2 separate regions of the Homo sapiens genome follow, and region 2 is linked to region 1. A link is an interaction called in ENCODE POLR2A ChIA-PET data of the cell type or tissue named here. Cell type or tissue: MCF 10A. All regions are shown on one strand. Links, peaks and the distances in the headings refer to the core of each region. The heading gives the core; the rest is flanking DNA.

Region 1 (2,914 bases), core at 237-2,736:
ACTCTCCTTAATGGCCATTTTGGATTGATTTGCCATGAATGGACTGGCTTAAATTTACTACTTGAAGTAAGCCTAACAATAATTATTAATGGGTCCAGGAGGAAGAGATCACTCAATACAAGTAGTCCACAAAAACACGCCTGAGCCCCTTAGTTCAGGGTAGGTCGATGTTTTTGGTGTGCTCTTTCTCTGGGGCTCCTTTTTCCATGATGCAAATGTGGAGCATGCAAAGGATATATACTCAAGAGACGAGGCTTAATAAAATTGTGTTGGTCATTAAAGACATTCTTAAGTAAACAGAAATATTTTTGTGTGTAATTCAGCTTGGTAGCCCCAAAATAATAACCAATTTGTTTATGAATAACTTATGTATAAGTGAATGTATAATTAGTTCATGATTTTTTTCTTAACACATTAAAAAAATTATTGACCACTCTCCATGTGAATGACACCTTGCTAGATGCAGTAACAAACCACAAGAGCAGAGCTCTGGCGTTTATAGCTTTTATCTCATTCATTAATTCTGCAAATACTTACTGAGCACCTTCTATGTGCAGGCTCTAAGTTAGAAACTGGGGCTATAATAGTCGGCAGACCCTGTCCCTACCCTACAAAAGTTCAAGGCTCTTCTTCTGACATAGGCAAAGAAAGTGTTATTAATATTCTCATTATGAGATGAGGAAATTGAGGCATTCCCATTCCAATATTCAGTTCTGGAACAGGACTGGAGCCCAGTTTTTCTCTCCTGAGGTCTAAATACTTGGCACACTGCACTCCACGGCTCTCAGAACTTTTCCCATAATAATGAGACAAAGGAGCTTTAAGAAGACATTTCCCAGTCCCCCTCCCCATGGGCTTCTGCCCCCATCTTTAAAACTGGGGGAAATGATTTTTGTCCTTGTTCCTATTTTAGAAGCAGCAGCACAACCTTAGACTATTATTATAATTATTAACACCGGTAGCATTATAAAAAATAAATAATTTGCTAAGCTCTTTAAATCCACCTTTCCCTAGAGTTGAGTAAATGGAAAATAAGCTATAAAGACATTTTTTTCCCTATAAAAAGATCAGACATCAAGGCATTCAGATAACAATGCTAGATCTGGATTGGTCCTCAGGGAACTCTTAAGTTCACCTGCCTTTCATGACATCTGAATCCTTTGCACAGAAACAGAGACAAGAGAGAAGGGCTGTTTTTCCTGAGAGCATTTTCTTATTTCTTCACTCATTGCAGCTGTTAACAGCAGCTGGTTTCTTGAGTGTGCTGAAATGCCCACTGCCGTGTAAACACTCTCTCTAACACCCTGCATTACTCATAGTTTGAAAATCACTTTGACTTCTGAAACATAATTATGTTAATGTCAGATGAGTCAGCAGGGGGACAGCATGCTGCTCCTACGGCAGCTGCACCTCCTGCCAACCTCTGAACGTCTCAGTGCCTGGGGCTTCAAAAAAAAAAAGAAAAAAGAGAGAAAGAAAGAAAAAGAAAACCCCTTTCTGTGGGCGGGAAGAGAAATTATATTTATGGCTCAAAGAACAGCTTCAAAGAAGTGGCCAATTTCGCTTTCGCTGCAACATGAAAGGAAGAGTTAAGTAAAATCGCTACCCCTAGGTTAATCTGTTTATGTGAAGAATAAACAGGAATTTGGAGACTTTCTCTAGGGAATCTGTGACTTTCCCTCAGAGATGGCTCGAGACAGGTCACTCTGGTCACTGTTCAGTTGTGATCCATTACTCGCCGTACGAGGTTTTACTTTCCCAGGAAGTGATGCCAAGCAGTGCAGGAGGTGCATCCTCTTGGGCACCAATAGGAACCAGGAGGCTGCTCAATTTTCAGGGGTCCCCAGACCCTGGATGGGCTTCCCAGCGCGTGCTTTGCTCCAGCAGCATGACCCCCTCAGACACTTTTGTGAGCTGTTTTCAGCGTCATTTATAACCTCTCAACTGTTTCCCCTTCCTCGGCTGCTGGGAAAGGAACAGGAACTGAGCAGGACAGGGCAGGAGGTTTCTATGGCACAGCTGACCGTGACCTCCACCCCCTCTATGCCCTGGTCACAGTTCAACCTGCCAGTAACCCCAAACATCACCCCTCAGCCTGCCTTACCCCACCTGCCCTGTCCAAACTCAGGGTGTTGCTTTACATCCACATTGTGCCTCTGAAAAGGCTCTCAGCTTCATCCTCACTGATGTCTCATAATAACCCATATTTTATAAATGGGAAAATTGAGTTTCAGAGAAGGGGTGTCCTTGTCCAAGGTCGCACAGCAAATGGCAGAGCCAGACACTCAAACTTGTGCCCTTTCTGGTGTGCCAACAACAGAACCACAGATCCACACTTAAAGGACAGAAGAGGACTAGTGGGGCTGGAAGAACCCCAAGTGCACATGTTTTTACAGATGAGAGGAGTAACCAAAACTTAAAGAGAAACAATGACTTGCCCAAGGTCACACAGCTTTTACTTGGCAGAACCAGCTGCCAAACAAGATCTCCTGACCCTCACTCCAGGGCTTTTCCTCTCTAACCTCTTTACTTCCTCACTCTGGACTTATTCCAGTTTAAACACAGGAAGAACCAGCTCTCCCCATATCCAGCCCATATCCAGTTAACCTATCCATGTTACACTGCTGATACAAAGCATTCTATTCCCAAAACACAAGGGCCCCAGAACAGGCAGGAATGTCAAGGAGGAGAACACACTAGAAGGAAGGGGTTAACCAACTCCAATGGCTTCCCATTATGAGTAATCAATGCCCTACATTGACTACAGCACTGACTAGTGGTATCCCCAAACCACGGTTTCATCCTGGATGAGACCGAGATGGCATCGCTGCCTCACTGGGATGCCACAGGTCGTCCCACAGGTGTTATGTAACCTGCAGAGGGGTCAGTAAAAAACTTAATCCAACCTAGAGAT
Region 2 (2,914 bases), core at 213-2,712, 280 kb after region 1:
CAACCCACCTTATTTTGTTGTTGTTGTTCTGTTTCGTTTTGTTTTAGGCTTTTAGCATCCTGAAGCCATGGTTTTTAGTTTCTGTCTCTAGTGATAAGCAGAAAAGAAGGACGAGGAAGGGGCTTTACTGGCACAACCAAAAACAGAAACTAAGAACCCATGATTGTATTCTCTCCCTTGGATTCCCCTGTTTTAAATAATCCTGAACCAGTTTTAGGCATAAATATATTAAAACCAAAAAACTGGGTGAGGCAGTGATTCACATCTGTAATCCCAGCTTTTGGGAAGCCAAAGACGGAGGATCACATGAGGCCAGGAGTTCAAGACCAGCCAGGACAACATAGCGAGAACTTGTCTGTACAAGAATAAAAATAAAAAACTTAGCTGGGTGTGGCAGCACACACCTGTAGTCCTAGCTACTTGGGACAATTGCCTGAGCCCAGAAGTTTGAGGCTGCAGTAAGTTACAATTGTGCCACTACACTCCAGCCTGGGTGATAGAGCAAGACCCTGTCTCAAAAAAATATGGAAAACCAAAAAACAAAACAGAAAAGAATCAACATCTGGTAGATAGCACCAAACATCACTAAAAGCAGCACAATCTAAAGGGGAAGGAGTGACTATAAGACAACCAACATATAATTTCTTCATCAAAACACTGACTCTGTCTCTATGACCACATTATGCACAAAATACTGTATTTGGTACCATAACAGGATTTGAAAAAACAGATAATGACTCTGCTTTCACAGAAAAATTCACCATCTCATTCTGGAGAGAGAGCATCACAACATAACAACTGAAAAGCCACCCAAACAACAAATCAACTAACAGAAGTATTATTCAAACCAGTTACCAGAAAAGACAAAGACAAAATAGGAATATGGAATATAAGCAGCCCTGAGTTCTCACTGCCCTGCCTTCGATAAAAAGTTGTGGTCAAGATTAAGTTAGATGATAGACACGAAAACACTCTGGAGAAAAACATTTCTTAATGTGAAATAAAAATAAGGCATGACCAAAAACGCAGTAAAGTTCAAGAATAGTTCCTTTGTTCAATATCTTGTATTTAACATATACAATGGTAGTATCAGGCCTAGATCTTCAAGAAACAGAACAGTGTTGTGAGCATACAGAGGAAACTAGTTTTACATCCCAAAGTGGTTGAAATCATTACTTATTATCCTGAATGATGGGATTAAAATTAGGCAAACCTCTATCACATGTTCTCGATTTTACCTGCCAGCTCCAAAAATCACAGAGAAAAGAAAACTGACCACCCTACATCAAATAATAGTTGGGCTTTAATTATGGTAATGACAATAAACCAGTAGAATCATCCCATCATACCTAAACTCCAGAATCTAATGGCAGTATCTCCCCTTCAGGAAAGCAGCTAATAAGCTATAGGGGGCAGCAAAGTTAAGAGAGTGAAATGTAAATAGCAGGAGGTGAAGCCAGGGCAGGAAATGTTAATAGGCTGGGTAATGAACCATGAGTATCAGAGAGAAAAGGACGAAGTCTCAATTAATGAATTAAATCAATAGACAGACAATGCTAACCCGGTGATTCTCAATCCTGGCTGCGCGTTAGAATCACCCTGGGAGCTTTTAAAAATACTGTAAGTGGATTTTACCTTAGGCCAATTAATTTACAATCTCTTAGGGATGTGCCCAGGTATTGATTTTTTGTTTTGTTTTGTTTTGTTTTAAACTCTCCAGGTATAGGCCGGGTGCAGTGGCTCACGCCTGTAATCCCATAACTTTGGGAGGCCAAGGCAGGCAGAACACCTGGGGTCAGGAGTTCAAAACCAGCCTGACCAGCCATGGCAAAACCCCTATCTCTCCTAAAAATACAAAAATTAGCTTGGCATGGTGGTGCATGCAAGAGAATCGCTTGAACCTGGGAGGCAGAGGTGGCAGTGAGCCGAGAGATCGTGCCACTGCACTCTAGCCTGGGGACACAGCGAGACTCAGTCTGAAAAAAAATAAAATAAAATAAAATAAATGACCTCTCCAAGTATAGCCAGGATTGGGAACCACAGTGCTAAACACATAAAAACAAACTAGTCTTTATCCCCAGCTTTTTACAAAAATCTAACTTTTAAAAATGAAACACAAAAATCTAAATGTGTTATTTCTGTTAGTAAACCTGTCTTTGAAATCCAAGGCAGCAATAACTCCTTAAAGACTAATTCATCTTTGTTATTTTATCAAGAGAAAAATGTTATTCTTGCAGGTGAAAATGGCTAAACTGAAGTTGAAAGGAATGAGTCATCACTGATGCAGGAAGACAATTTAAATCTACTGTTTACATGACAGTAACATACTACAATGGTTGCATTATTTTACCAAATACATTTTATTGGATTAGCACTTTATTCAGTTAGACACTTCATAAAATAATCCACAATTAACAATCAGATAAGGTAATAAAATGGAGAGGAGGAAGAGATGATCCTAAACAGGAATTCTAAAGATGTTAAAATGGGTTTAAATAGAAAAGTTTTTCCTTTATGTGAGGACTAGCAGTGAACACTTTATTTAGCAATTTCTCTTAAGAATATCCTAAAAATGTTTTAAATTTTTTAAAAATAAATCTTCCAGAAGAGATATCTCAGAAAATAGTCCTAAAATGACTAAAATGTTATTTCCTTTTGTAAACAATTTTCTTAACATCTTCAGATGAATTTGAACTCTCCTCTAGTGCCATCCCAACTGTGTTTAGATGGAATGATAGTAACTTTGAGAAGATCTATAAACCTTAAAAGTTGAGTGAGTAGTACGGTTTTCTCTCCACAAAAAGGTTTAGCTATAGAACTTAAGATAATGTCAGTGTTCTTGTTCCACAATTACCTTAGATCACCTACTTTAGAAAACACACACATTTTTCCCCCTAAAGGTAAGGAAGCACTG

The links. Peaks named below come from ENCODE experiments on the same cell type or tissue, not always from the same donor. Only the 100,000 strongest peaks of a DNase experiment are listed, where the experiment ranks them.
Region 2: POLR2A ChIA-PET joins it to region 1 with 10 read pairs; 3 of 35 experiments call an interaction of 5 or more read pairs at or near these places.

The regions. Positions count from the first base shown.
Region 1 is chr1:212,565,710-212,568,623 of GRCh38, reverse strand. It overlaps a transcript of ATF3 not described here. Among named protein-coding and RNA genes, the nearest start is that of LINC01740, 21 kb to the right of the region's middle. RefSeq lists enhancers at 1,116-1,165, 1,616-1,725. In MCF 10A, for the core only: no CTCF peak of the experiment used is centred there; a DNase peak (open chromatin) is centred at 1,333.
Region 2 is chr1:212,290,193-212,293,106 of GRCh38, reverse strand. The region is part of intron 1 of PPP2R5A (protein phosphatase 2 regulatory subunit B'alpha); the gene reads right to left. Among named protein-coding and RNA genes, the nearest start is that of PPP2R5A, 6.2 kb to the right of the region's middle. In MCF 10A, for the core only: a CTCF peak has its summit at 1,427; DNase peaks (open chromatin) are centred at 1,426 and 2,266.